Regions from separate parts of the Mus musculus genome. Here regions 1 and 3 are each linked to region 2. Evidence: chromatin loops called from intact Hi-C (ENCODE). Cell type or tissue: heart. All regions are shown on one strand. Links, peaks and the distances in the headings refer to the core of each region. The heading gives the core; the rest is flanking DNA.

Region 1 (10,348 bases), core at 1,619-9,618, 410 kb before region 2:
TATATATCCTAATCTTTACTTTCTTTCTTCATATGTCACTTCTGCTTAGAACAATCACTTGCTGGGCAGCAACCAATTTGTTGGTGCTCTCATTTCTGACCTATTTCATGGTAGTAATGTCCAAAGATTACAGTGCTGGTTATTGCTTTGTAATATTCTAATAGTCTTAAAGCTTGGTCTATAATGTGGTCATGTTCGACAAATGTTGTGTCCATTATCCCAGAGGCACCATAGCCTGCTGGCTGCATGGTATTGTCAGCATCTTAGTCTATATACTTGTCAGTTGCTGACACTTGGAGCTTAAATATTCCTTGAGGATGACTGACCCAACTGGAAAGACAGTCTGTAAGTCTGTAAAATCATTTTCATAGGTATTTTTGTCTCTGCTGTCACTAGAAAAACACTGTACCAAGCCCTGAAAGAAAATTCCTCTTGCTAACCAGTGTTCTGTTTCTGACAAGATATTACCTAGCCAGCCAAACAGATATTTGGAATAGTAGCTGCTACTGCTGCAAAACCAAATGCTGAATTGAGCCAGACAAAATGGAATTGAGCTATAAAAGATGCCAAATGGACCTTCCATGAAGAAGTCATGTACAATTTCCTCCCTTATTACCTACCTCCCATTTTCTCCCCTTGTTCTTAAAGGAACTTCTGTTCTTTGTTCAGACTAGAGGCCGATCTCTGAGCTAATCCTCCCACCATCTTCGTATTCTCTGTCCAAAAAATAACCGTTCCTTCATTGTGGCTGTCAGTTTTGTTATTAAGTCCATGATTTTGTGTGAGAGAGATAATGTAATTTGGATTGAAAATTAATACCATTGCTAACTCTTTCCCCTTGGACTGTGATGTACCTCCCTACTGTCTTAAATTTCTAGGCTATCCTAATGTATTTTACTATGTGACTGGGCTGGGGTAGCTAAGGTAGGCACTCAGTGCTGTATCTATCCCTATAGTGCTATTAGAATTGTGGATGACCCCCATTTGGAACATCCCTTAGAAGCAAGAGAAGTGTTACACATACTTAACACATCTCTTCCTGCAATTCATTTAACAGCATTAGTTCATTTAGCAGTACTTGAACATGCATTGGCCCCAGAGGACCTACTTAAAGATTACATCATTCCATTGTACAATGTGAGTCAGTTCCGAATGTAGTTAAAGTCATTTTCCCAGCAAGCCCATAAGATTAGTTCAACACCACAGTAGCTTTTTTTCTCAATTTCCAAAAGATCTGATAAAGTTTGTTTGTTTGTTTGTTTGTTTGTTTTTATGTGTATGAGTGTTTTTGCTAGAATGTCTGTCTGTGAACTATCACATGTATGCCTTTTGCCTTAGAGATCGGGAGATTATTGGCAATTATGAGAGGCTATGAGGGTGCCAGGAATTGAACCCAGGTCCTCTGCAAGAACAACTAGTTTTCTTAACTAATGAGCCTCTAGACCCAAAGATGAAAAGTTTTGACAACATGCTTATAAAATCCCCAACAGCCTCTGACTAGAGTGTCCTGGTCTTTCTTGAAGGGGTAGGATCCAGGTAAAGACTACATTGAGATCAGGGACTGAGCATCAGTGTTAAGAGCACAGGCCTCAGTGTGAGCTTCTCCTTCCTTCTCCTTCCTCTTGATTTTTCTCCCATTTGCCTACAGCAATTGCAAAGGCTGGCCACAGACACCTCTACTGAATCTTTTAAAAATAACCTTACCATTTTTTAAACCCTTTCATGACCTGACAATGAGGTAGACTTTTTCTCATGAAAAAATTAGAAATATATCTTTGAGACCCTCCTGTACAGTAGCCAAGTTCATAGAACCTCTAATTGGTTTTCTTCTTTGTCCCAAGGTACCTTTTCCTAGTCCTGTATCCAAGCTCCCATTCTGGAAGCTTGTTTCCCCGAAGTTAATTTTCTAGAGGCCATCTCAGGAGCACAGGAGAAGATATTAGTATCCCTTCTAGCCTGGTGCTGCCAACTTAACCACAAACAAACAAAAGACCCAGGCCCTGTGTGGCTGTCTTGTCCTTTGACAGCACATGTTCTCTATTACAAACCCAGGCTGGCTAGGGCAATAACCCTTCTAAGTGAGATTCAAGCATCCTTGCTTGGGTCTTCCTTCTTGTTTAGCTTCTTTGGGTCTGTGGAGTGTAGCATGGTACCTTTATTTTATGGTTAATATCCACTTATAAGTGAATACATACCATGCATGTCTTCTGGGAACTGGGTTACCTCACTCAGGATCATATTCTCAAGTTCCATCCATTTGCCTGCAAAATCCCTGGTGTCTTTGTTTGTAATAGCTGAATATTATTTCCTTCTGTAGATGTACCACATTTTCTTTATCCATTCTTCAGTTGAGGGACATCTAGGTTGTTTCTAGTTTCTGGCTACTACAAATAAGGCTGCTATGAACATAGTCAAGTAAGTTTTTGAGATATTGGAGCATATGTTGGTTACATGCCCAGGAGTGGCATAACTGGGTCCTGAGGTAGAGCATAAGAGACAGATGGAGGGAGGAAACTGGAAAGGAGGGGGAGTGGGGAGGGGAATGGGGGATTCAGGATCAGATATGGGGAAGGACAGGAGTGACAACATGCTTATAAAGGCTAAAGGCTACACTCAGCCAACTGAGACCAAAGATTTTGAGTTTGGGGACAAACTGGGCTGTATAGTAAGATTTAACTAGTAGAAAGATATGCACCTTAAGTATAGCTCTATAATTTAGCAGGTGCTAGGAGCCTATAGAGTTCCTCTTTCCCACTTTCGGCAATTGTTGGGCAAAGCCAGGAAAGGAAAGGCTAACTGAGCTGTTTGTCCAGAGGGGATTAGTTGCACATAGTATGGATGCCCTGAGCTGTCCTGATATGATTGGCTGGTGGTCCCTTGTCCCCACTCTCCCTCTCCCTCTGCAGAGCCTGAGGACTGGGTCAGTGGGGAGAAGAGAAAGGGAGAAGGCCAGCACACACCCACCCCACCTCTGAGGTTTAGTATCTGTTCAGGCCAGTGAGTCCAAGGCTGACTGGTCGCTGAGGCTACTCTGTGATGTTAAGTCTGGGGCCTCCTTTTTCTTTATTCAGAGGAAAACAAGAGATGGAAGGACAGTAGGGCAAAGTCTCTCCCATGGCACTCTGGCATCCTTTCACATAAGCAACTGCTTAAATTGTAGGTGTTTGAAACTCCTTATGAAGCTCAGACTGGACTCAATCCTATATAGCACACATATCTAACTTTATTTAATCCAATTCTTGGTTGTATAGCTGTGCTCCCCAAATACAAACTGATGGTAGGCCTTTGAGGAGCACAGAGCAAAGCCATTTCCCATCTTCTTTTCTTTCTTTTTGTCTTTTTTTTTTCTTTATGGGAAATTTCTTGCAACTCTCCAACCGCACATTACTTTTTCTTTTCAATGTCTTGCTCTGCAGCTTCCTTTGTCCTTTTTGCTCAGATACCAAAGAGTCAGGCATTGGCACGGGCCATTCGGAGACTGGCAAAGCCTTAAAGTTCTTCTCTTCTGTGATGACTCTGGCCTTTTCCTTTTTGTACACATTCTGGATGGGCATCACAGGTTCTGTCAGCTGGGTGGCCAGCTTAAGTTCTTCAGCAGAACTGTCTCCCTTCTTCAGAGCAGAAGGCTTCCTGGGGAAAGTATGAGCTTGGAGTGGTCGGTACTCCTTCAGCAGCTGCTCGTTGGCCTGCAGTGATTCAGTGGACTTGTTTTGCCTCCTTGGGTCCACAAAGATACCGATGGTGCAAGTCATTTTCTTGTGGATACCAGCCACCCTGAGTTCCTCCAGGCTGAAGCCCCTGCCAGCCTGGACCTTGGTGTTGTATCTAGCTGTAGGGCACCTCACCGTGGGCCTGATGGGGCCGAACGCGAGACAAGGGGCATTGCGACGCGCTTTCGCCTGTTGGGCCTTGTGCCTGCAGATCTAGCATGCGGGCTGGTTGAACCAAGTGTCCACTCGCTGCTGCCAATCCTTGTGGGAGTAGGGCTTCAGGATCATGTCATTCCGGCTGGGCGCCACGGCTGCCCAGGAGAACAGCAGAGCAGAAAGGCCCCATTTGCTTTTTTGACTCTCCTAAGAGGCTGTCCATGCTTGTACTAGTTTCTCATGCATTTCCTTTTTCTGATCATAGACTTCAACTTCCCCCTGGTTGCTTTCCCCCTGGTTGTAATAAGGTAAGGAACATCTGGCTTTACTCTCTTCAGAGTAAACTGTAACGAACAAAACTGTTTAGCTGAAGTATAGAATTGACTCCTCAGTACTGGGGTATGCCACAGTTTGTTTTGTCGTAATCTGACCTCTGGTGTGGTGATGTCATCCTTAATGTATGTGAATGAGCTAAAGAACTGTGAGGGACTGGCATGCTTTATAATGCTTCCATGTACTGCCCATATAATCAACAGCTTGAATCTGAAATGCCTCATTGTTCTAAAGATAAACACATATTTTGTGCTCTGTCTTCAGTACAATAATTTTAGTAGCATTCTCCATTAACCTTAGAAATCCTCCCCAAAGAGCCCAGTCCCATTCTAGGTCCTCAGCTAGCCTCCCCTCCCCCACCCCCCCCAGATCTTTTTCCTGGAACCACTTGCTTTCCTGGATGACCTCAGTGTCCATCCTTTGTCTCAGCCTTTCCCGAGGCCCCACATGCATGCCCTGAAATCTGTAAATCTCTGCTCCCAAAGCCTTACAGTCTCCAAATCCTCTCTTTTGCCTTCTTTGTCCCACTCTGATACATAGCTTTATTGGACATCTCCCTATTTAGAATGTCTTTTGCCTTTTCTATATCTCAGTCAGGATGTTGCTAGTGAAGAAAATAGCAATGTTAATTCTTGACTTCTGATTTTTAAAAGCCTTGATCTGCTAGTAAAGCATCCCCACCAAGGTCATTTTTATCCTGCCGGATGGCATTAAATTTCTTCAGTATGAGAATGGGATTTACATCATAATTTAGCCAAGAGGCCAATAAATATTTAGATTTTAAAAGATAAAAAGAAGGATGTATCAAGAAATAAATTAATTAAAATAGTTTAATCCTTACTAATTCTCAGCATAACAAAACAATCTTTCTATCTAGAAACTTTATCTTTCTATCTCTCTATCTCTAACTAGATAGAGAGATAGAAAGATACATAGATAGATTCATAGATACATAGATAGATATCAGGAAGTTTTAACTATAGAGAATGTTTATGTGTCACTATACACTCAGAAGAGAGAAATGATAAGCCTGGTAAAACATAGGCCAAGATGTAAAGCTTACATACTGGTCTGAAAATTAGAAAGAAAATATAATACTGTACCTACTCACCCCACCCCACCCCACCCCACCCATGGTATAGAGAACAAGTATCTGGCAAGGTTCCAAAATCCTGTTGCCTCATATTTTACAAGAGTAAAGAATTGTCTGTATAGGATTTAGGCAAATAATTCATGTTTCCTGTGGTTGAAAGCAGTGCACAAACAAGGGCATATTTCCTAGGAAAGGAAGTTTGAAGTCTATGACCAGAAAAGGGAAATGCATGAGAAACTAGTACAAGCAAATGAGCAAAAGCCACATAAGAAGAAAATATTTCAATGATGCCAGCACGGAATATTGGATCCCCCACTTCATACTTCCATGTAGCTGAAGAGGATCAAAGGGGAAGGGGGTCAATAAATAGACAAAATTAAGTGTGTACCACCCAATGTGATAGTAAAAGAAAGAGTCACTGTTAGAAAGAAGGTAAAGTACAACTTAACAATTCAACGTGATGGCTTTGATTTTTTTTACTGCTGGTAATTAAGTTCAGATATATTTTACATATTTTACATGTTTACATCTGTCATTGAAGCATCCTCCCATAGTATTTTTTCCCTTTAAGAGACTATTAAATATCTCCAGTATAAGAAGGGGGATCTAAATTTACTCCGTATTCAGCACTTCACATTTTCCATAAATGGAAAAGCCCAACAGTCATAGTTAACTAATCACCGCTGCCTCAGAGAAAAATAAGACTCTGCCAGCCACCTGGTGGCAGTATACTCTGCTTCGTTTCGAGGGAAGAAATGCTTCCTTCTACTTGCCATGCTGTTTCATGGTCTTCTACTGTAGTATTCGTCTCCATATACTATCTTTTATGACTAGAACCATCCCTGCAGAGCCACACCCTTCAAAAGAAAGTGGAGGCCTCATTCTTGTTCTATCTCACCCCAAATATATGTTTCCCTCCTGTGGCCTTTTTATTTCCTTATCTATGGTTTCTCAGCTTCAGAGCAGCTAGAATTTCTCCCTTGTATTCTATTACATTAATGTTGCTGTCTTAATGTCACCCAGGGCAATTATTTTTGTTCCTTATTTCCCCATATTTTCCTTCTGAAAAACTATTAGCTCATCCACGACATGAAGTAAAGTCTAACTAATGCTGATGTTTCCAAATTAGAAGGAAGAGACCAAATAAAGCTCAGGGATTGTTCAGGAACATGTTTTCGTGGCTATGTAAAGAAAAATCAATGTCCTTTATTTTACACACACACACACACACACACACACACACACACACACACACACACACACACACAAGCTTCATCCACAAAGGTTAATTCAATTCTCCTTTTATTTTGGCTAGATGTGCTCTGTTTTGCTATCACAAACTGTAAATATCTACAAATGTATGTTACTGCTTCCCATTCTAATGCTTTTGGTGGTAGGAATTTGTTATTATTCCTTCAGAAAATGAAGCATATTGACAACATTGGCAACATACTCCATCCAATTCAGTCATCTGAAGCCTCAATTTTACCTTGTTTAGTACACATATGCCTTTATATGTTTTTTTTTTCATGTCAAATATTCCATTTACTTTGAATCTAGAGACCTTAGCCAAGTATGGGAGTTGGCTTTACTCATGTAACCAGGGAACAGAGAAAAGATGTTCATTCCGGAGCCCATTTTCTTGGTATTTTCCCAGGTCTTCTCACCTGCACATCTCCAATGATGGACCTTAAAGTTTTCCAAGATTCATCATTTGGTGAAAGCCACGAGCATCAAAGTAGTGAATGGTAGATGTTGTAAGTACAGGCTTCTTCCAGTCTTATTAGATGGGTGCCAGTCAGCTTTACCTGTACGCAGTGGTGGTTAAAGTGAGGGCAAAGGGAGGACTCAGTAGACACAAAAGACCAGGAAAGGGAATGTGGAATGAAGGAAATGTTAATATGGAGGTAGACTGGAGCAAGATGCATGGTGGGGGAACATAGACAGCAATATACTAGACATTTCTAAAAGAGTGAAGAAAGAATTTTGAAAAGTTGTTTTTTTTGTTTTGGTTTTGGTTTTGTTGTTGTTGTTGTTGTTGTTTGAGACAGGGTTTCTCTGTGTAGTTCTGGCTGTCCTGGAGCTCACTTTGTAGACCAGGCTGGCCTCGAACTCAGAAATCCGCCTGCCTCTGCCTCCCGAGTGCTGGGATTAAAGGCGTGCACCACCACCCCGGGCTTTATACTGAGGAAATGGTAAATGTTTGAAGATGTAGATAGTATCAAAGAATGTGTGCATATTGAAATATTAGGTGAGGTCCTGTTAATGAGTATAACTTTTATGTTGCTGTGTATAGGTTTTTATGAAGTCAGATATACAGGGAGGAAGAGGAATAATGTATGAGATGGTGAGATGTTGATCTGTGACCATTGCCTGTTGCCTCCCATGTCCTCCATGCCCACATCATAGTGGATGGTGAAGTCGGCCATGATGCCTGAGCTGGAGAAGACAGACTGGTCTGGCAGCATTGGGGAGAAGATGATATGGACACAGGTCTCTCCCCTCTGTATCCTGGTGTGGATGGGCGCAAGTCACCCTCACCTGTATGGGCATGCATGTGGCACGGAGAGCTCAGCAGAGAGAACAGCCATGAATGGAGACAGTAAGAACTTCCGGGCAATGTGTGGGGAGGGTGAGACCTGGAGCCCCTGGCACTCCGGGCTGCCCCAGTTGCCTAGCTTGCCATTCCTGCTGCTCACTGTCACTCTGTCCCAAGCCCCTTGGTCAGCTTCTGCCCTGCCCCCATCCATCACACCCTGCCTGCCAGACCCAGTGCTCCCTCAGCCCCCAGCATCATGAGGTAGAGGGTCTGTTCTCCACTCACAACCTCTCCCTGCCTCACTTCCCACCCCAGCCAAGGCCTGTGTCTGAAGGACTCTCATGGCCCAGCTCCACGGGGAGCCATAGTCTCCTTCTCTTGAGACCAGTGAGGTGGGTGGGGAGGACAGAGACAGACACAGTGGCAGAGCTGGGCTCCTCTCCTCTCCTTTCTGCTGTGAGACAGGGCAGGCTAGTGGGGCTCTCCTCTGAGACACAACTTCTGGCCTTCCTTCCCTCTCTTCTCCCTACCACTCAGAATGGTGCCTCTGAATGAGCCTCTTCGACCCTCCTGAAATCACGGGCAACTTTTGGTTCCGGACATTTGCTCAACTAGTGTGAAGATCAACTCCTCTGGAATTTTAGTCCAAGACAAGTGTCCACTTAGAAATGTCCCAGAGCCTCCCTTTCTGCAGAAAATGAAGACATGGGAATTCAGCTCCCTCCTCCTTCCTGCTCCAGCTGTCAGGAAGCTTAGGGGCAAACTGAGCCCCTTGCTCTGAGGGCCTGGTCACATACATTCCCTGGGCTTCCTTCCTTCCAGGCCTCTTTGTTTTGTTTTATTCCTATAAGATAGTTACTGTCCTTAGCTTTTAAATCTTAATAAGAAGGATCTAAGGAGTTGCTATTTATAACTCTGCAAACGAAGAAAGAACAATAATTTGATATATTCTATCACCCAAACAAAGCCCCCAAGTGTCAAGATTAATGGAACAACAGGTTTGAAGATTGCAGGTATCAAGGAACAAAGGACAAGGATCCTCAAAAATGACCAACAAATGAGGGAAGTTCTATGATTTAAATAAGGAAACATTTCCTAATTAACTTTGTCCAAGAGTAAAGATAAATTATATCCACAGGAATAAAATGTATCAGCACCTAACTGTCAGGTTATCCAAAAATAAAAGAGTATATGAGAGATAATTAGAAGTATCAGTCAATGATAACGGGACCAGAACTGACTTGATACATTTAACATACAAGGACATCTCCTATAAGTCAGTAGCAAAACAAAATACTATAATTCTTAATGGGCTCAGGATTTGAAATGGCATTTCTTCAAAGAGAACATAGAAATGTGAAGAGATGCTCAAAATCACTACAGAGAAATGCAAAGTCAAACCATGAAACAGCACTTCATATTTGTCAGGATAGCCATTATCCAGAAACTGAAAGGCAAACAGCACTGCTTAAGACATTCAGAAACTGGGACCCTAGTTGTAATCTTTCAGTGGGGTTACAAAACGGTGTGGAATTGTTCTGTTTCCTCATTGCATATACAGTGTGACCAGCCCCCCTCACATTCCTGTTGCCATTTCTAGGGCTGTTGTCACAGGCCTGATGTTATGTAAAGCAAAAATACCCTTCATCCTTCATAACATAATAAAGGCAATATACAGCACTATAGCCAACATTCTTTTAAATGGAGAAAAACTCAAACAGCATTTCCACCCAAAACAAGAACAAGAAAGGATCTCCATCCACTATTTCCCTTTTTGTTTAATAAAGTGCTTGATGAGGTAGAACAACAAGACAAGATAAAGAGTGAAAAGGGTTAAAAGATGAAAGGGAGAAGTCAAAGGATTCTCATTCTCAGTGATTATTCTATAAGCAAAAGACCCTGAAAACTCCAGAAATCTCCCAGATGATTAACACAGTCAAAGAACTAGTAGGATATAAAGTGAACACACATTAATCAGTAGTCTCCCTAAACCAAAAAGACAAGTAGACTTCGAGGTCAGGGTGACAATCCTATTCACAATAGCTCCTCCCTCAAATGTTCCAGTAAGTCTAAGCAAGGAAGATAAAGGTTTATATGATGAAAACTTTACAACTCTGAAGAAGAAATAGAGATAAGTACTGAAAGACATAAAGGTATGATCATGGATTGGCAGGATTATATTGTGAAAATGGGAATCTATAGATTCAATGAAATCCTCACTAAAAGTCCAATGCAATTCTTCATAGAAATTTTTTTCTTTTCGATTTTTTATTAGGTATTTAGCTCATTTACATTTCCAATGCTATACCAAAAGTCCCCCATAGCCACCCACCCCCACTCCCCTACCAACCCACTCCCCCTTTTTGGCCCTGGCGTTCCCCTGTACTGGGGCATATAAAGTTTGCGTGTCCAATGGGCCTCTCTTTCCAGTGATGGCCGACTAGGCAATCTTTTGATACATATGCAGCTAGAGTCAAGAGCTCTGGGGTACTGGTTAGTTCATAATGTTGTTCCACC
Region 2 (10,348 bases), core at 1,647-9,646:
CTGGTACCAATTTGTCTTAGTCAGGGTTTCTATTCCATAACTAAGACAACAGGAAATTACAAAATTACTCTTGCCATTCAGTTGCACTTTTCAAACCGAACTTTCCAAGACCAGAATAGTATTGTACTGGCTAGTTTTGTGTCAAGTTGACACAGCTGGAGTTATCACAGAGAAAGGAGCTTCAGTTGAGAAAATGCCTCTGTAATAACTCCAGCTGTGTCAAGTTGACACAAAACTAGCCAGTACAATCACTATGACAAAATACTTGATAAAAGCAACTTCAAGAAGGAAAGTTTTTTGGGGGGGGGGTTGTGCTCACATTTTGAAGGTACAATCTATCTTGGCAGGGAAGTCATGGCGGCAAGAGTGGGAGGTGTCTGGTCACATTGCATCCACACTCAGGAAGAACACAGATGAAAGCTGGGACCCCAGTCCATGGAATAGGGTCTTCCCACTTCAAGTAACCCAAAGCCAGAAACTCATTCAGACAAGCCAAGAGGGTGTTCTCCTAGGAGATTCTACATGGAGTTGATAACTCTGTTAATGATCACGAATATCTAGCACCAATAAATAAGTGATGAAGTTAATCAACTCAAGTGCTTAGGAGAATCCTGAGTTATAGGCCAGTTTGGTCTATGCAATGAGATTCCACCTGAGCAGCACCATGACAAAGTTCAAACACATGTTAGCTAGGTCCTCTGTGCAGGATCTTATCACAATTTTATATATGGCCCAGGATACAATCTTATGTGGCTTGTGGGTCTTCTGTCAAGCTCACATAATTGTTAATAGGGGTTGGTGCTTTGTGGTTGTAGAGACAACACCCTCAAATCCTTGGAGCTGTCTTTCTTTTCTCTCTTTTCTTTTCTTTTTCCAAGACAGGGTCTCTCTGTGTCACTCTGGGTATCCTGGAACTCGCTCTGTAGACCAGGCTGGCCTTGAGCTCAGAGATTCACCTGCCTCTGCCCCCCCCCCCCCGAGTGCTGGGATTAAACCTGTGCACCCCCCACTGTCTGACCTGTAAGCTGACCTTAATATCACCCTCTCCAGGAGGAAATGTGACTTAAACAAGAACATTTTTTCCCATAGGACAGGTAAGTCAACTAGAAGAGTAGGAAATGATTAGAGTGGTATACTTGGACTTGAAATTTGAAGACTTGGTCCATTTTACTGAGAATGAGAGGTCAGAACTCACCGCAGCAGTGAGAGGCTGAGTTAGCCAGAAGGTAAGTTTACATATGAGGAAGGTGAGTCTAAGAGTGCAGGATGGTGTATGAGACATCTATACCTAAGGCTTAAACATCCAGAAGAGTCCTGTAAACTCTCAACTGGAGCCCTCACACAGATCCTGAGCTACAGCTCCAGCTCCACAGACCGAGACCCAAACTGAACTTAGAAGAAAGTGCACACAAGCCCAAGTGAACTGCCAGGGAAAGGCTAGGTGCCCCCCCCCCCCCGCCCCATCAGAGTTCTGTTTTTTGTTTGATTTTTATTTTTAGTTTATGTAGGAGAGTACACAGTCGCTATATTAAGACACACAAGAAGAGGGCATCAGATCCTATTACAGATGGTTCTGAGTCATCATGTGGTTGCTGGGAATTGAACTCAGGACCTTTGGTAGAGCAGTCAGTGCTCTTAACCACTGAGCCATCTTTCCAGCCCCAGAGTTCTTTTCCCTATAAAAATTCATGAGCCTAGGGATCCCATCACACTTTACCTTGAGAGCAGACTGTGCTATTTAGTGAGACACTATCTCAAAAAGCAGGGCACTTTTCTTCTGTTTAACCTAGGTTCTGCCTAGAGCACACACATCCTCTGGTTTGGACACCCTTATGTTATGCATAAACCATACGGCCAGACACAACATCCATGACAGCATACATTGTATAAATGAACACTATGAGGTAAATCTCTGCCGACTCCCAGATAAATAATTTCTAGGGACCAATATCTCCCTTTCTATGAGCCCCAGCTTTTTCAATGGATAATCAGGGCACATTCACACAAATATTACAGGGCTGCTGTGAGGATTAACCAAGAAATTCTAATTAAAATAAAAAGTTATAAGTATGGTATTGAGGCTGGGCTAAACTTCTGTCAATTTTCACAGAGTGATTTTGAGGGGACACTTTCTCAGATTAATATTTAAAATTCCAATGAATGATGTATTAGCAATTCAACCCCTTTTTATTTTTTAATTTTTAATTTTTTTTTGATACAGGGTTTCTCTGTGTAGTCCTGGCTGTCCTGGAACTCACTCTGTAGACCAGGCTGGCCTCAAACTCAGAAATTCGCCTGCCTCTGCATCCCAAGTGCTGGGATTAAAGGCGTGTGCCACCACGCCCGGCTCAACCCCCCTTTTTAAATGTATAGGTGGGCCCTATTAAATTGTGACAGGATATGGAATAATAAGCCTATTGTAAACTAACATTTGAGGGAACATATTTTTTTCATTATATTTGATATCAAGAAATATATGAAGCCTTCGAGAAAAAGCCATGTAAATAAAATGTTTGCCACTCTATGAACAATGGAGAGGTGTTGCTTCCTCCCCTCTAGAAACTGACCTAGATGGAAACCCCAAAAGAACAATAGCTCTTGCCTAGGAGAAGCCAAAGCTTAAAAGTTCCTGGAATTTCTAACTGTTGGGTCTTACCTATAATGGTATCCATGAACTATGAATTTCAGATGAGGGTTTTAATCAAAGATTAATATTTATAGAGAAAAGTGTGTTTCATTTCTATTTATTGAAATAAGAACTTTCTGAAAGAATCATATCAATGGTAACAATCTGCTACAGCCTGATATTTTGAAGTTAGAAGATCTACTTTCTGGTAAGAAGTTGAGACAAAAACTCTAATCACCTTTTAAATATATCTCTTTCAAGCCTTCAGTAAACTATTGTATTTTTAATGTTAAATGTTTTGAACACATACTTTCAATAACTTAAACAGTAAATGGGAATACTGTTGTTTGTCCATTTTTTCTGTTATCTTCAATATATGACAGTATTATGTTTGAAAACCCATTTTATTAAACAAACTCACACATTCCAGTCTGGCCTCAAATCTGCTATGTAGGAATAATCTCTTGTGCACTCTGTTCATTTTTAAGGCAGGGTCTTATGTAGCCCATTTGCTATGTAGCCAAAGATAACCTTGAGTTCCTAATCTTCCTGCCTCTCCTTGTCAATTATTGGGAGACATGTGCTATCAAGTTATCAAGTGGGGTTTTTGTTGTTGTTGTTGTTATTTTGTTTTGTTTGTTTTTCAAGACATGGTTTCCACCTCCCAAGACAGGGTCTCACTCTGTAGCCCAGGTTGGTCTGAAGCTGATTATTAGACCAGGTAGGCCTTGAACTCCCAGAAATCCTGCCACCATCTCTCATGAAGTTGGATCACAAGTGTAAGCCACTAAACATGGCTATTTGCTGTTTGGGGACAGATAGACAGCCAAATGTGTGCACTAAACACACACACATGTACACATAGGCACACAACCACAAACACACATACACACACACCATGCTGGGCATTGAACCCAGAACCTCAGTTACAATAGGCAAGTACTTTGTCATGAAGCTATGCCATAAGAGAAAGAGTGTAGGAGAAATGGGAGGAGCAATGCCCAGCATGGCATTTGTGTGTGTGTGTGTCTCTGTGTGTATGTTTTGAACGGAAATCACCCCTTCCCTTTTCTTCCAGAATGGAGAATGAAAGGGAATACTGAAGAATGTGGTTTCCAGGTTGCTGTAGTTGGATGAAGGTATACTAGCTATTGTTCACTTCTGTTTTATTCAAAGGATAATCTACAGACCAGTATCACCTGGGAGCTTTGTAGGCCCAAAGGCTCTCAAGCCCTACTGACTTGGAACTAGGTTATAATAAGACCCCAATGTGATTTGTATGGGCATTAGAATTTGGGAAATGCACTACCTTAATCTAAATTGAGCTGACTTGGGGCCTGTGTACATTTTTTAATTTAATTTAATTTAATTTAATTTAATTTAATTTAATTTTACTAGAGGGCAGGATACCACAGTTGACAGCCCCAAATCATATCCAATGGGAAGATATTGTCATTTGTATAACCCTATAAGGTCTGGGTGTAAATCAATGGTAGAGCACCTGCCTATCGTGCACAAAGCCCTGGGGTCCATCCTCAGGACCAGGGAGTAAAACCATCTTCCAACAGAGATAGGGGTTTGCACACACAATTCCAGAATTCAAGGGGGTAGGGGTAGGAGGACCTCTGGTTCTGGGTCAGCCTGTGGGAGACAGTAGAATCCTGTCTTTAAAAAAAAACAAAACAAAAAGAAAACAAAACAAAAACAAAACCCTAAACTAAACTGCCCACAACATGATTTCTGTTATCAAAAGAATAGTTAATGAATCCTGAGAGACCAAGTACAACATAAATGTCCACTAGAGCCTGGATCTTCTTTGGGGAAATTAGGTTTGGAAGATTTTTTTTTTTTTGAATGAAGAATCAAAAACACCAGCAATAACAGAAATCTGCTATAGAAATGTCCTTAGGGGGAACCAAATTCTTTTCCGCAAGAAGAGGAATTTCAGAATTTGAAAGAGAATGCCTGGGGAAATCGTGGGGAAAGGGGAGAATGGGAGTTTATGACAGACAAACCCCGCCTCAGTCTGAACCCAGGGCCACAGAGCAAGTACTGTCTTTGAGGAGTATTTAAGTATATAGTAGGAAAAGTGGCCAGATAGGCCCGCAGCGGCAGATGGAAGCTGACTAGTGGTCAATAGCGACACGTTGTGGCAATGACATACACTGACAGTCATGGCAGTAGAACATCCTTCAGTCCCCACCCCTTTGTATCTGAGCAGCCTCCTTTGCTGTGTGTATCAATTCCTGGATAAGCTAGAGGAAGCAAACATCCAAGAGCACGGTAATGGACAACTTGTTGGTGAATAAAAGTCCAAACCTACAGTGGTTTTCATTTAATTGGAGAAATACAAAATCATGAATACTTCAACTTCTAAAGTTGAAGTTTGTTCATATAACCACATATCCATGCTATTGTTAGTTGTCTTTTCCTAACCAGAATAAACAGAGAGGACAGGGACTCAGTTCATCTTACTTCTGCCTGCCGTCCCAGAACATAATGCGTGGTAGACGGTCAATAAATGCTTTGATTTTGCTTGCTTTTTAAATTTGCAGTTTCATTTTATGTGTATGGACAGATGTTTTGCCTGCATGAAGCCCAGATTGGCCTGGAACTGGTGGCAATCTTCCTGCTGAGATTATAGGCACGAGCCACCACCAATTAAAACAAATGTGTGTGAAATTAATGTGATAGGGACTTCAATATTCAAAGATGTAAGCCTCCATAATTGAACAAATCCAAAAGTAGCCCTTCTTTACTGCAGTAACAGTCCTTTTCCACTGGGGGCTTCCCTGAGCTGCCACCAACAGTGGCCAGGGCTGTCTCCCAGCTTTTGCTCTTTTTCAGTGATCCTCTCCTCCATCCAATACCATTTTCTACTTTTCTGTAATACCATTTTCCTAAACCCCTCACTTCCTGTAATGCCACCATCGCCATTCCTAACAATTCCTTATCAGATCCAGTATTCCTTAAATCTTTCTGCAAAGGGAAGTCCCTCCAAAAGTGACCGCTATTTTCCTCTTAATTAATTAATTTATTTATTTTGGTTTTTTGAGACAGGGTTTCTCTGTATAGCCCTGGCTGTCCTGGAACTCACTCTGTAGACCAGGCTGGCCTCCCTAATGCTAGGATTAAAGACATGTACCACCTTCTGGGATGCCTCAGGATATGGTGTCTTCAGGAGAGCAGACTAGCTAGCAGTCTGTCCCAGCAGAAAGGACTGAGCCTGGATTATTCACTCTTTAGGTTCAAGTTTTCCCTCTAGCATCTTCTGCTCTAGGGCTGAATTTATAGATAGATATTGCTTAAATTTGGTTTTATCATGGAATATCTGTTTTTTCCACCTATATTAATTTGGAGTTTTGCTGGGTATAGTACTATGTCTAGCCTGGCATCTTAGTCTTTTAGAGTCTACAGCACATCTGTCCAGACCCTTTGGCTTTATTGAGTCTTTATTGAGAAGTTGGGTATAATTCTAATAGGCCTGCCTTTATATGCTACTTAGTCTATTTCCCTTGCAACTTTCAATATTATTTCTTTGTTCTGTATTTTTGGTATTTTGATTATTATGTACCAAGGGGACTTTCTTTTTTGGTCCAGTCTATTTGGTGTTCTATATGCTTCTTATATGTTGATAGGCATTTTCTTCTTTAGGTTGGAGAACTTTTCTCCTATGATTTTGTTGAAAACATTTTCTGGGCCTTTGATCTGAGCTTCTTCTATTCAATATAGTACTCGAAGTGCTAGCTAGAACAATAAGACAATGAAAAGAGTCAAGGGGATACAAATTGGCAAAAAAAGAAAGGTATCACTATTTGCAGATGATATGATAGTATACATTAGCAACCCCAAAAATTCTACCAGAGAACTTCTCCAGCTGATAAACAACTTCAGCAAAGTGATTGGATATAAAATTAACTCAATCCCAGCACTTGGGAGGCAGAGGCAGGTGGGTTTCTGAGTTTAAGGCCAGCCTAGTCTAAAGAGTGAGTTCCAGGACAGCCAGGGCTACACAGAGAAATCCTGTCTCGACCCCTCCCCCCAAAAATAAATAAATAAAATTAACTCAAATAAAACAGTAGCCTTCCTTTATACAAAGGATAAACAGGCTGAGAAAGATATTAGAGAAACAACTCCCTTCACAATAGCCACAAATAGTATAAAATATCTTGAGTAACTCTAGCCAAACAAGTGAAAGTTCTGTATGACAATAACTTCAAGTCTCTCAAGAAAAAAATTGAAGAAGATCTCAGAAAATGGAGAGATCTCCCATGCTCATGGATTGGAAGAATTAACATAGTAAAAATGGCCATCCTACTAAAGGCAATTTATAGATTCAATGCAATCCCAATCAAAATTCCAGCACAATTCTTCAAAGACATGGAAAGAGCACTTCTCAAATTCATCTGGAAAGGGAAAAAACCCAGAATAGCGAAAACAATTCTTAACAATAAAAGAAAGGCGGGGGGGGGGGATCACCATCCCTGACCTCAAACTATACTACAGAGTAATAGTGATAAAAACTGCATGGTATTGGGACAGGGACAGACACGTTGATCAGTGGAATAGAATTGAAGACACAGAAATAAAACCACACACTTACACACATTGATATTTGACAAAAAAAGCCAAAAATATACAGTGGAAAAAAAGAAAGCATCTTCAATAAATGGTGCTGGTCTAACTGGCTGTCTATATGTAGAAAAATGAAAATAGAACCATATTTGTCACCTTGCACAAAGCTCAAGTCCAAATGGATCAAGGACGTCAACATAAAACCAGATACACTGAATCTAATAGAAGAGAAAGTGGGAAAGAGCCTTGAACTCATTGGCACAGGGAGAAATTACTAAATAGAGCTACAGTGACTCACACTCTAAGATCAAAAATTGATAAATGGGACCACATGAAAGTGGAACGCTTCTGTAACGCAAAGAATATAGTTAATAAGACAAATCAGCAACCTACAGATTCAGAAAAAAAATCAGATGTGGGGTTACCACATCTGATAGAGAGGTCTGATATCCAAAATATATAAAGAACTCAAGAAGCTAACCACCAAAAACCCAAACAACTCAATCAAAAAATGGGGTATAGAACTAAACCAAGATTTCCCAACAGAGGAATCTCTAGTGGCTGAGAAGCACCTAAAGAAATGTTCAAAGTCCTTAGTAATCAGAGAAAAGCAAATCAAAACGACCCTGAGATTCCACCTTACACCAATCAGAATGGCTAAGATCAAAACCACAGGTGACAACACATGTTGGAGAGGATGTGGAGAAAGAGGAGCACTCCTCAATTCTTGTGGGATTGCAAACTGGTACAACCACTCTGGAAATCAATCTGTAGATTCCTCAGAAAATTGGAAATAGATCTACCTGAAGACCCAGCTATAGCACTCTTGGAAATATACACAAAAGATGCCCCACCATGCCACAGGAGCACAAGTTCTACTGTGTTCATAGTGGCCTTATCTGTGATAGCCAGAAGCTGAAAACAACCCAGATGTTCTGAAACAGAAGAATGGATACAGAAAATGTTTTGGTTTTTTGTTTTGTTTTGTTTTGTTTTTTTGTTTTTTACACAATGGGATACTACTTAGCTATTAAGAACGAGGATATCCTGAGTTTTGCAGGCAAATAGGAGGAACTAGAAAATATCATCCTGAGTAAGGTAACTTAGACCCAAAAGGACATGTATGATATGTACTCACTAATACATGGATATTAGTCAAAAAAAAAAAAAAAAAGGTACAGAATACCCAAGATACAGTCCACAGAACTCAACATAGTTCAACAAGCTGAAGTGCCCAAGTGAGGATGCCTCAGTCCCACTTGGGAGGGAGAAGCAGGGGTTGGGGGAAGGGAGGGAGGAACCCGGAAGGAAAAGGGGATGGGGTATGTGAAGAGGGTAACATGATCAGGTATTGGGTGGGGGGTAACAAGACTGAAGCCCGGAGTATTCAGCCAATGAGCTTCCCTTCCTAGGCATTCCTTCTCAAAAAAGGTATTTAATCCTTGGTTCATCCTGAATGAGGTGTATATTCACATCCACCTTCAAATACAGCAGTTTGAACAAGTAAGGGCCATCTATCTCTTCATCAAAGGTTAAGAGCCACGTCTAAATCTCCAGGAGAGGGCCTTCTCTCTTGCAGCCCCTCTGAACTCTCAGCACTCACTAGGAAGGAAACCAAGTTCCACTTCCATCCTGGGCTCTGTCTTCCCCTTCTTGCCAGGTGTGTGGATGCCCTTAGGGTAAGCATGGACCAGGGATCCTGCTTGGTTCACAACTTCCAGCAGTTTGCCTGCAGTGCTGGGAACCACAGCAATCGTCCCATACTCCAAATTCTGCTTTTTCCCACTTCAGGAAACAGGGACTGAAGACCACCATTATGGACTGAATTTTGCCTCCCCTGAATGGTATTCTAGCATCATTCCAGGCACCCCAGCAGCAGGCAGGATGCAGCCTGGCATTAACTAAAATTATAAACCAAGGAACCTAAAAGATATGTATAGAACATTTCACCCAAATGCAAAAGAATATACTTTCTTCTCAGAACCTCACAGAACTTTCTCAAAAATTGACCATATGCTTATACACAAAGCAAGCATGAACAGGTAAAAGAAATTGAGGTAACTCGCTGTATCCTATCTGACTACCATGCATTAAAGCTGAATATCAACAACAGAGGGCTTACAAAGTCATGGAACCTGAACAACTCTCCACTGGATTAAAAAAAATGGGTCAAGACAGAAATTAAGAAAAAAAATTAAGGACTTTCTAGAATTGAATGAAAATGAATAGACAATATACACAATCTTATAGGGAGACACAATGAAGGCAGGTCTAAGGGGCAAGTTCATAGTACTAAGTACCTACATAAAATAATTCGAGAAATCTCATACTAGTAACTTAACAGGACACCTGAAAGCTCTAGAACAAAAAGAAAAAAATTACACTCATAAGGAGTAGATGGCAAGAAATACTCAAACTCAGGACTAAAAATCAATAAAATATGAACAAAAAACAAACAAAATACAAAGATTTAATATAATAAAGAGTTGGTTCTTTAAGAGAATCAGTAAGATTGGCAATCTTTAACCACATGAACAAAAGGCAGAGAGAATATCCAAATTAACAAAATCAGAAACAAAAAAGGGGGAGACAAAAAAATCCATAGAATCATAAGGACATACTTTTTTGGGTCTTAATAACATTTAATTAAAACAGTTGTCAGCAATAATAGAAAAAAATAAGTGGGACTCCATCAAATAAAAAGATCAAAACAGCCAGGCAGTGGTGGTTCATGCCTTTAATTCCAGCACTTGGGAGGCAGAGACAGGCAAATTTCTGAGTTCGAGGCCACCCTAGTCTACAGAGTGAGTTCCAGGACAGCCAGGGCTATACAGAGAAACCCTGTCTCAAAAAAAAAAGAAAAAGAACAAAAATCAAAACAGCAAAGGAAACAGTAAAAACAAATGTCAAATTTACACAATCTTGGACAATATTTATAAATATTGTCTGTATTACAGTGGCTAGGTTTAGACATAAAAAGATGTAAATCTGTCTTGAGTCATCAAGATAGTCCAAGATGACAATGTACTGAACAAGGAGCAGAAAGACAAAAACAGTGTGCCATTCTTGGCTGGTAGTCTTGGGTTCTATAAGAAAGCAAGCTGAGCAAGCCCCAGGAAGCAAGCCAGTAATACATCCCTCCATGGC
Region 3 (10,348 bases), core at 1,412-9,411, 310 kb before region 2:
CACTAAGGCCAGCGAAGAGCCCAAATGTGAGACTGGCAGTCAGGCTGGAGTTGTTACTGAAGCCACCACTGGCACCAGCACTGGCACCAGCACTGGCACTGCCACTGGCACCAACACTGGTACCAGTACTGGCACCGGCACCAGCACTGGCATTGGCACCACCACTTCCTTGGGCTTTGGCTTTAGTTTCAGCTCCTGCCTGGATCCGGGCCTTTGCCCAGGGTCCAATATCAGCTTCGTCCCAGTTGCAGGGCCCAGCGGCATTCTCAGAGCCAAGCCCAATGCCCATCTGAGCTCTAATCTCAGCCCTCGCCTTGGCTTCGGCAGCAGCCTCAGCTGCAGCCTTCAAATCTGCTTCCATTGCCTCTCGGTACTGAGCTGCCCATTCCTTGGGATCCTTCTTTTGCACCTGAAATGGAAGTAATAACCCTTAGAAGGTTCACTGAGAATTTAGTACCTACTGTCTGTAAGGCCATACTAAACACTGTATGTCATGTAACAGTACAGCTAGTACTACAAGCAATCCTGCACCAACCATTCGAACCCTTCTTCACCACTTAGCTGGATCCATGATTTGAATACATCACCCACCAACTTTTCTGAGGCTGTTTTCACATGGGTGGTACAAAAAACGCCTTATCAGGTGTAAGGATTAAATGATGTAGGTATCATGCTTGTCACACTGTTTGATAACTCAGAAGCTTTAAAATGTCCAGATATAAACTTCAGGACACTCTGAACATAGAATGCCCATCCCAGGGCACCCCATGACCTTCATGTGCCAAGTACATTCAATTACCTTACAAGCAAACTTGAGAACTTTCATCTTGCTGGTCTCATAGTAAGAGCGTAGGCCCCAGAAGAACTCGTACTCAGGAGGATTGCTATTGGGTACTCTGGCATAGTCCAGGTACCTTTAAAGAAAAGAATCAAAGTCTATTTATAGGGTCAGTTGTGAACCACTCATGAATGGACTAGTTAGGCTGAAAATGCATACATTCCCAACTAAATCCTTTAGCCCTTCCCCAAAATGGAACCGTATCCTTTTGGTCATGCCCAGAAGCCACATGGAAGAACTAGGGAGAAACGTGCAGGGCACTTGCTCACAGGGAGGACATGAGTGTTGTGCTCCTTGTTACATGGTGCCAGATTCCTGTTGGGTGTGTTGTAAACAGAGAGGCCTCTTTTCACCGTCCCTGCTCTGAGCACACCACACTGCCAGAATTTGGAAGGGGGGGACTAACCAGGCTCTGGCAAGATCTACCATTTAAAAAAAACAAAAACAAAAAACAAAAAAAAAGACTGTCAAGGTATTGTGGCTCATGCCTTCAATTCCAGCTCTCAGGAGGCTGAAACAGGATGACCAGGAGTTAAAAGTCATCCCAAATGAACAAGTCAGTACCCAGCATTGTCCTAGGCTGCCTAAGGATACCAGTCAAGGCCATTTTGATGGAATTTTTTGGCTTTTTTGAGACAGGGTGTGTGTGTGTGTGGGGGGGGGGATGTAGACTTGAAGGCTCTCCTGGAACTCATTCTGTAGACCAAGCTAGCCTTGAACTCAAAGACCAACCTGCCTCTGCCTCCTGATGATTAAAGGCAGGTGTCACCACCACCTGGCAGAAGTTAATTTTCATAAAGTACTACTTAGTGAAGTAAAAAAAAAAAAACATGTTCTAAACACAGTGTTTATTTGCCACCTGTGTAACCCAGAGCAAATGACTTTTCACTTCATTTAGACTATTTCTACATATGTACAAAGCTGTTAATAACCCCTCCCTCACAGAGGTGTTCTAAAACCACGTATGAAACAGAAATCTATGACTGCACCCAGAAAGAACCTGCCACTGGCCTATACACATGCACCCATGCAAACATATGCTTGGGGCACGTCCATTATCAAAATAGACAAAATGCAAGGTAGAGTCCAACAGCAGACAACGACACTTACTTCTGCTTCACAAACTCATCAGTAATGAGTTTCTTCACATCTCCAAAGAGTGAGTGATGAATCCTGGGAATATAGAAAGCTCAAATAAACAAATAAATATAATCAGATCTGGTACACTTCCCAGATGATGGCAGAGGCATTTAATTCCAAGACAGAAAAGAGATTTACAGCACAGAGAAAGCTCCATGGAAGCTCAAGAGATGGTTGAGAGAGTGAGCAGAGACAAGAGCCATTTCCCCATCCACACGGGTCAAAATCTTGGGCCCACTACCCAGCCCAGAATCCCCACCCCCAGCTCCACCAGACCACCAGGCTGATGCAATCCTGGGAGCGTCCTCTCTTGCCAAAAGACAACACGGACAGCAAGCGCTGAGAGAGCCCAATCATACCCAGGGCGCAGCCCCAACTTGCGCAGCACCTCCCAGATGACAGCTGCAAGAGGAGGCAAGAAGGAGACAAAGACAGAAATTGAGCATCTGGAATTCAGGCAACAGCTACCTATTCAACTGCATGCCCATCCACTCACCCTCACTGGACCGATTTCCATTCATGAAGATGATGCTAAGAAGCACCATGAGGAGGCCCAGCTTAGGTGAGTCCTTGGTCCTAAGATAAAGAAAGTTTACGTTCATGAGCCATCATCTGTAAAGCAGCTTGCTAGGCTGCCCTCTCCTAGATCCCTCAGATACAGAGAATTCAGCCTACTCTATGGTCCCAGCCTGACCTAAGGCAGGATGCATTCCCTCTTGAGCCAAGCTCTCTACACACCAAAATGCTACTCCTACATAGGGTTAGGACATGGAAGGATGCCTGTCAACCCAAGCAAGTCTAATACCACTACTACCCACAGGGATCCAGCGTGTGTGGGAGTGGGGACAGGGGTGTTTAGTCCTTCTTTCCTGAGCTTCTAATAGGCCATGGAGAGAGGGATGGATGGGTGGAAGCAGAGGCCCATTCCCACCCTAGCACTTTCCCGGCTTACGTTCCCAATATGCCTGCATCAGTTGGCTCTAAGGTACTGAGAAGAATATACAAGTGGTCATTCTTGTCAATTTCTTTCAATTGGATTCCAAATACCTATGGATAGGAAGAAAAACTTATAAAATCATAAAATTCAGCTTCCAGGGCTTCTGTAGTTTCTTTTATAGCTAAGGGTTTTCTGCACATGTGAATGTGTGTGTTTGTGTGTGTGTGTGTGTGTGTGTGTGTGTGTGTGTGTGTCTGTGTGTGTCTGTGTGTGAAAGAAAGTAATGGACTATTGTATATAAAGCACATAGTTATGTGCTATTTATACACATAACAAACATAGGGTGGTTATCCATAGCATCTTTGTAATCAGGGGGAATTTAGGGAGACAGAGGGGTGAGCATCTGCAACACATGAGATGGTGTATCCAGCAGCAGGCAGAAGCCAGGACTAAGCTGCACAGCTTTAGCACTAGCTGTGTTTCCACAGCTGACTTGCTGTGTGGTCAGTGGCTGCCCCTCCCTAGGCCACCATGTGCTCAACTCTACAGTGATGAGGATGCAGTAGGTCTCTGCTTTCCTCCAGGAGGGTGCTCATATGCCTTTCTTCTGTTTAAAGCTTCCCCAGTGCACCCATCCCCCAGGGCTGTCCCTTCACCTTCTCCAAGGAATAGCCTGCTCGTTCAATGATTTCAGGGTATACATCAGTATATTCTTTGATGATGTCCTTCAGCATATCTGCAAATGAGAGTGTTGCAAGCATCTGTGCTGTAGAGATACCAGGTAACCCTGATGCCCAATCAACAGACCCTTTGTTGTCCAAGCCATGGGTGGCAGAACCAAGTTGTGGGGGGGCTTTTCAATAGAGATCCCACTGTTAGGAGAACTTTGTGAAAAGGGACAGGCGCGTGAGAATGAAGGCTGTCCCCAGCACACTGGTGAGAAGACAAGAGAAGGCAGAGCTCAGGAGAGAGCACGTGTTTGTAGGACTCTACCTGAGCGTCTGATGGGAATCTTTGTCTGGTCTTTAGCCAACAGGTACTTCACCAAGTCATTTGCCTAGGAGAAAGAAAAATGATGAAAAGACCAAAACAAAAAAAAACAAAACACAGAAAACTCCAAAGCACAACAGAGAAGACATCAGGCAACACAATTGAAAAGGTGAGACGTAGAGGGTGGAGTCCATACCCTTCCTTGTAAAAGGGCCACATCTCTGGGTGGGGGTGCCTCAGGTTCCTGGGATGACTGTAGCTTCGCAGCTCTTCTTCGGGCCTTGCCTCTGCGAGCTCTAGGTGACCTCAGGGAGAGCAAAGCTCTCCGAGCCCAGGCAGCCAACCGAGTCCTTGATGCCCTGCGGGCCCAAAAGGCTATGGGTCCCCTTGAAGCTCTGCGAGCCATGGAGGCCATTAGGGCCTTTGAGACCCTTCGACCACCTGTGGCTTCTGAAGCCTGACTCTGGTCACTGTTGCCATCCTCTTCTCCATCCGGGTGTTTCCCCTGCATCGAAAGAGGGGAAGGTCAATATCAGCAAGTGGTGCAGGTGGCTCTTTCTCTTAACTCAGTCTCTTCTGGAAAGCACACCCAACGCTGTCTCTTCTAGGATACATCCCCACAACCCTGCCCTTGTAGTAAGACTCTGCCTCACTGGACACTAGCCATCCTGAGTCATGGGCTTATCACTGACTACCAGTTGGGAATTTCCTCCCTGAGTGGATCAGGAACAAGTCAGAAATAAGGCCTGAGGCTTTCGTCTTCCCACATCCACCCCTGACCTGACTCTGCTTCTAGCACCATTGACGAGCCAGTCCTCTTTCTTTCTGGGCATCAGTTTCCTGCCATACAGAATGGTACCATAAGGAGTTACTTTCAGATATGAGACTACACATGTGAATAAGCCTACCTCAAGGTCTATAGTGTACAGCTACTCTGTACATATAAAAAGCTGCATTCCAGTCAGCATGAAGCTATGTATATGCCTGCCTCATCTCCCCACCAGCCTGTGAGCTCTGTGGATACAAGAACTGTGACACACTCCTGTTAGTGTGCGCTGGGTCTTTCAGGAACACAGGAATTGTTTTAATTTTGGCAGACAAATGAACAAGAAGATTGTGGAGAAGCAAGGATGGGTATGTCTTACCTTTTGGGTATTCTTGGCTTTGACCTTGGGCCGAGTATCCTGGTTCTCCTGAACCTGGACAGCTGTACCCTCAGGCTCTGGTTCATCTGTCCCAGCCTGAGAGGCAGGAGCCTCAGTCTCCGGAGCCTTTGTATTGACCTTTGGATCGGTACCACAGCTGACCTTTTTGGTCGGGGTTGTAGGCATTGTCATAGCCTGCAGGTCAGACTTCTGCGTCTTGGTGTCAGCTGCTGGACTCTTGTTTTCAGTTGCCAGAACTTGGGTCTCACTCAGCTGTGTGGTAGGTGAGGCCTGGGTGGCAGCTGCCTCAGACGCCTCTGGGGCCTTTGAGACCTCTGTCGCCTTTGGGTTCCCAGAGGCTTTTGGAGCCTTTGCAGCCTCTGAAACCTCTGGTGCCTTTTCTGCCTTTGGTGTTTCTGAGACCTCCAAGTTCTGGGTCACGGTCAACAGGTCCTGCATCACGGAGCCGCTGTCCTTTTCTGAAGCTTTGCCCTGCAAGGGAAAGCAAGGAAGTTCACTGACCTTCTTCCCACCCCTCAACAAGGCAAATGGTCCCAAAATTAGGTGGCTACACTTCTCTGACCTGTAAAGACTCTTACCTGTGGTGTGCTCTGACCACCCCAGCCTAAACAGGCTTCCCAGTTAAAAAGTAATGACAGAACCAAGGGCCCGCCCACCCTCTCTCCCTTCCTCTTGGCCTCCCCTCCACTGGGGAGAGGGGATGCACCCAGGCAAAGAAGTGGGTGGAGAATGACAAGGATGGGAGGAGAAGCTCCAAGGATTTAGGGCAGCAAAAGGGGCTTGAAAGGCAAGCAGCAAGAAAGGGGGGGGGGGGGTATCGGTCTTACCTGAGAGCGAGCTGGATCTGCACCACTCTCGCTTGTGTCAGACATGTCTCAAGTTCACCTAGCAAAGCTGAGTTCAAAGAGAAGGCCTGGGTCAAGTGGAGAGCCCGCTGAACGTCGTATCCCTTGTTCTGCCTAGAAGCTGATCCTCACCTTCTTTAGGGCCCCAAAGCCCAGCCCCTCCCGGAGCCCCAACCAGTAGGTGCTCAGATACAGAAATTCTGTCTCTAGGTCTCAGTTCTCTGCAGCCGCACCCTCCCCTCCTCCAGGAAGATGTGCCAGCGCGGCAGCTCTGAGGACCCCGCCCCCTTTTCCCAGCGCACCCCCCCCCAGCCGCAGGCTTAGAGTGCGCATGCGCGTCTTCTGCAGCGCCCTTTCAACCCCGCCTGCTTTCCCAGTACAAACCCGTTCTTTGAAGTCCACCGTGCACATGCGCATTCAGCAGCTGGCCCAGTCTCTGCGAGCCCTTCTCAACACGCCCCTTTCTAGCTATACATAAAGCGCATGCGCAATGTCCACGGTCTCAGTCCAGCACCCAACTCCTATACACGCCCCTCTCCAGGTCCGCAATGCTGTTCAGCCCCGCCCCCTCCCCAACAAACCTTCCATCCAAATTGTCGCAGTGTCTGGTGGTCCTAGCCCCTCCCCTACTCACAACCACCCTATCAATTTCACAGAGCCTCCAGGTCCCGCCCTTTATCCTAACACGCCCCCCTCCAAACGGTAAAACCCAAATTGGTTTGGCTCCTTCCCTGTAACACCCCCTCCTCAACTCAGGATTGAACTAGTGATTCCATCTTAGGCCCAGCCAAACGGGGTCCAGTCCCCTCCCTTCCTAGCTGGATGGATTCGGTAAGATTTGGCTCTTAAGGCAGGTTTTCTCCAGATCCCAGAGGGTGGGGCCGACCCCTAGCAGGCTCTCATCCAAAGCTGGGGCCCATGACTTACCTCGTCCTCCTACAATTCCCGAGTGTGTCCACTCTCTCCAAGCCCCTCCGAAACTCAGATACTGCCCTCCCCACTAAAGGCCGGAAGTGGTCCCGCCCCTTTCCGCCTCCCTAGGGGGCCTCCGTCCCAGCCCGTCTGCCCCTCCCCCCTCAACACTCCTTATTCCCCCCCTCCCTATTCCCTTGCCTAACTCCGGACTCCCTATTTCCCATCGCATTTCCTATTTACTCTACAGAAATCTCTTCCCATTCCTTACATCCTTCTCTGTGTTACCTATGCAACCCCCCTCCCCAGTGTCCCTTAACCCTTCTCTGCATCCCCTATTCTTGTCCCTGGATCTCGCCTTCCCCTTCTTATTTCCCCATATTCTTCCTTCTCCTCCAAGCATGCACAGTTCCCCTTTTTCTCCCCTCCACCTCTGCCAGTCTCTGCTGTCCAGTTCATATACAGCTTACTACTTTCTTGGTCGTTCTCATTCTCACACCGCATCAAATGCAGCACTTCTGCTCCAGCTATAGTGGTCAAATAAGAATTGCCCACCTGCCCAGCTATAGGTTTCAGGTAGTTAGAACCACTGTCTGCTCACCAGGAAAGCCCAATGTTGTTCCCTCACCTTGTCCTCCAGTGAGTCTGGGATGCGTGTGCCTGCTCCTCTCAGTCCCTCTCGAAGTCTCAGCCTCCTGGACTAGAGCTGCAGACAGCCCAGCCCAGCCCAGCCCCTTTCCGCAGCCCCCTACCCCCCGCCCCCTTCCTCGGGGGTGGGGCAATGGGGCCCTGCTCAATGCTGTCTGACGCCAAAGCCCATGTTTATGCCTCTGTACCAGGTTCGGTCTGAAGCCCTTCCAACCCAAACTGCCCCCACGAAAACGATTCATTCATTGAAATTATTTATTTTATATCGTTATTTTTCTTACTACAAAAGTAGTGTGTTGTCATGTGAAAACCAGAGAAATGCAGAAATATGTAACAGAAAATTAAAAGCTATCTTTAATCTCCTTCCTCAGAAATACTCATGACATTGAGTACTTTGATAGACATTCCTCCATTAATTTTTTAATTTGTAGTCTGATTATGTGCACTTTCTCCCTACACCGGCTATACTAGTTACCTACTGTTCTGTAACTGCTTTTTTTCAAGTTATATATTCAAACCTCTTTCCCTTAGCATATGTTTTTTTAGAAATGTATAATGTTTTCTTGTATAACTGTCCTATAATTTATTTACTTAGTTCAGCTTCGTGTACTTTCTGGGTTGTTTCCCCCTTTTCGAACTATTACAAACAATGCTACAAGGACCATCCTGGTGTCTATATTGGACTGTTTTGTTGTTTTATTATGTTTTGCTGATTCAATTCATTTGAAAAAACTACCATTTTCAGCGTAAGTTAACTGTACAAAGTAATGACTTTTATTATGGCATTGACAGATTCACCCTCAATAACGTTTTTCACTAGTTTGAAATGGCACTTCTGTTGCCTGATAAATTCACATAAACAACTGGGTGTCTTCATGAGAACAAGATAAAATGTAAAGACAAAGAGAAGTAGACAAAATATCATTAGCAATAGAGCAGGTGAATGCAGACCCAGAAAAAGCTTATTATAAACTATAATTCACGGTAGTTATAGAAATAAAATTCAAGATCTTTCTTATACACAAATAGTCAGAAGTCTGCTTCTTGAGGTCACCTTTGCCCATACTGGACAAATGAAAGATAGCCAATCCTTATGGCTTTATGGACAATTTGATTCACATACATTTTCACACATCATCAAGGCGGGTTTATATATTCGTTTCATTTCCTATAAACTGTTACTTCCCCCAAGTTTGTAATGTCACCCTTCTACTTTCTTATCTCCTAGGCTCTCTCTGCTGAGCACAAATGAATAGTCTCTCATTTTCTTCCAATTCTGGTGCCCCAAATTCCTATCCTATCCAACTTATGGAAAACTTCCAATACCAAGAAAATAAAGTTCTCAAACCTGAGGGTCCTGAGGGTCTATGAAAGCACCCTACAGCTGGTCACCACATAGATGTTGTAGGTGTGTGTTTTAGAAGATCTTAGGTGTTGTATGGGGATTAAGTGTCTTCTTGGAACTAGAGAGCATAGCTATGACCTTGGTAGTCATCCAAACAAGCAGTGCTTGTGGTTTGGCCTAGAGTGTTAGCAGGGGAGATAGTGAGGAGATTGGTGGGGGCGGGGTGGACTGCTAGGACTTGATGAGTAATTGGATTGTGGAGGGGTGGATTGGAAGGAGGAACATAGTCAAATATTGGCATCTTTCTTTAACAGATAGTGCAGATAGTGACCCTTTCAGTGAGTCATGGAATAATGGAGTTAAAAAGGAAAAGAACATTGATTTTATGGCACTGGTGGTACATCCAGGTAGAAATGTCAAATTGGCAGTTGGATAAGCCTGTCTGAGAATCAAGAAAAAGGTCCGAGTAGAGGGTATCAATCTAGAAATTGGCACTTGTATACTTTAGGGTAGTAGTGCAGTAAATAACAAGAACTTAATTCCTGACAACTTTGCTGAATTTCCTTTAATGAGAAACATGTATGCCTCATTCAGCCATTGTATTTTCGAGTCTACACTGTGCCCCAGTTTCCTGGTGGTTCTCAGTGTCATATTGGTATTCATGACAGTGAGTGGATTTTCAAGAAACACCTATCTCTATTTGCCAACCTTTTTCTTCTGAAAATTATATCTAGTTGCCCATATACCAGTTAAACAACACACTTTACTATCAGAAGATGTGTTCTCTCACCTAGGAACTTCTTCCCATGAAACTGCTTTCTGTGTGCTCTGTTAACAATTTCTAACATTTAGAACTCCATGTTGATTCACTTGTGGTCTCTGGAGGAACAGAATTAGAACCTTGCATACTATTGAATTTAATGAAGTAAGCTCAATTCATGTTCATCAGCCGGGCAATGCCCTTCCTCTCTTTTACTTCCTTCCTAACACAATGGCATAAATATCCTTATCTTAGGACCTTGAGAGGCAACCTTATCTGAAGAGAAAAACCAATTAGTTAAAAAAATCTTTACTGTTTGACTAAGGAAAATTTCTTTCATTTTCTTCTTATGAACTGTAGAATCTTTTGATCATCAGCATTAGTCTACAGAATCTGAAAAGCCCAAGTCATTATGCCCTAGGCCTGTTTGCAATGACCATAGACAATCAGGAAAAAAATAACAAAACAAAACAAAACAAAAAAACCGGGGATTATGGTCAGCGGGCACATGCTCTTCCCATAGAGCCTGATGGTCTGAGTTTGAGCCCAGAGTCCCATATGGTGGAAAGGCAGAATGGATGGTAGAAAGTTGTCTTCTGACTTCCAAATGTGCACCACAGTGTGTGTGTTTGTGTGTGTGCGCGCGCACGTGGGCCGCACACACATGCACATGTATGCACACCAACACACAATGTGTAATAAAAAAAATTTTTAAATAAAAGAGAAAGTTCCTGTGATTACATAGGTCCCACATACCAGCATAGGGA

Evidence for each region. Peaks named below come from ENCODE experiments on the same cell type or tissue, not always from the same donor. Only the 100,000 strongest peaks of a DNase experiment are listed, where the experiment ranks them.
Region 1: a loop joins it to region 2, with 12 times the contacts of the local background. A loop is called at or near these places in 11 of 42 quality-filtered maps.
Region 3: it touches region 2 in a loop (9-fold over the local background); 2 of 42 quality-filtered maps call a loop at or near these places.

The regions. Positions count from the first base shown.
Region 1 is chrX:150,703,610-150,713,957 of GRCm38, forward strand. Gm33991 (a long non-coding RNA gene) reads left to right here and starts at 6,965. Exons shown (of 3, transcript XR_387093.1): 1 at 6,965-7,049; 2 at 7,702-7,894; 3 at 8,369-8,797. It also overlaps the pseudogene Gm15131. In heart, for the core only: a CTCF peak has its summit at 6,015; no DNase peak of the experiment used is centred there.
Region 2 is chrX:151,112,217-151,122,564 of GRCm38, forward strand. No RefSeq gene overlaps it. Among named protein-coding and RNA genes, the nearest start is that of Tsr2, 21 kb to the left of the region's middle. In heart, for the core only: CTCF peaks have their summits at 4,771 and 5,407; no DNase peak of the experiment used is centred there.
Region 3 is chrX:150,806,773-150,817,120 of GRCm38, forward strand. Maged2 (melanoma antigen, family D, 2) reads right to left here and starts at 7,573. Exons shown (of 13, transcript NM_030700.3): 1 at 7,457-7,573; 2 at 5,899-5,965; 3 at 5,051-5,542; 4 at 4,102-4,410; 5 at 3,909-3,972; 6 at 3,572-3,651; 7 at 2,931-3,025; 8 at 2,475-2,554; 9 at 2,338-2,380; 10 at 1,949-2,011; 11 at 800-914; 12 at 1-409. The coding sequence starts at 5,943. Gm24907 (a small nucleolar RNA gene) reads right to left here and starts at 1,214; the gene lies at 1,087-1,214. In heart, for the core only: no CTCF peak of the experiment used is centred there; DNase peaks (open chromatin) are centred at 6,319 and 6,899; H3K4me3 peaks cover 2,777 bases; H3K27ac peaks cover 1,882 bases.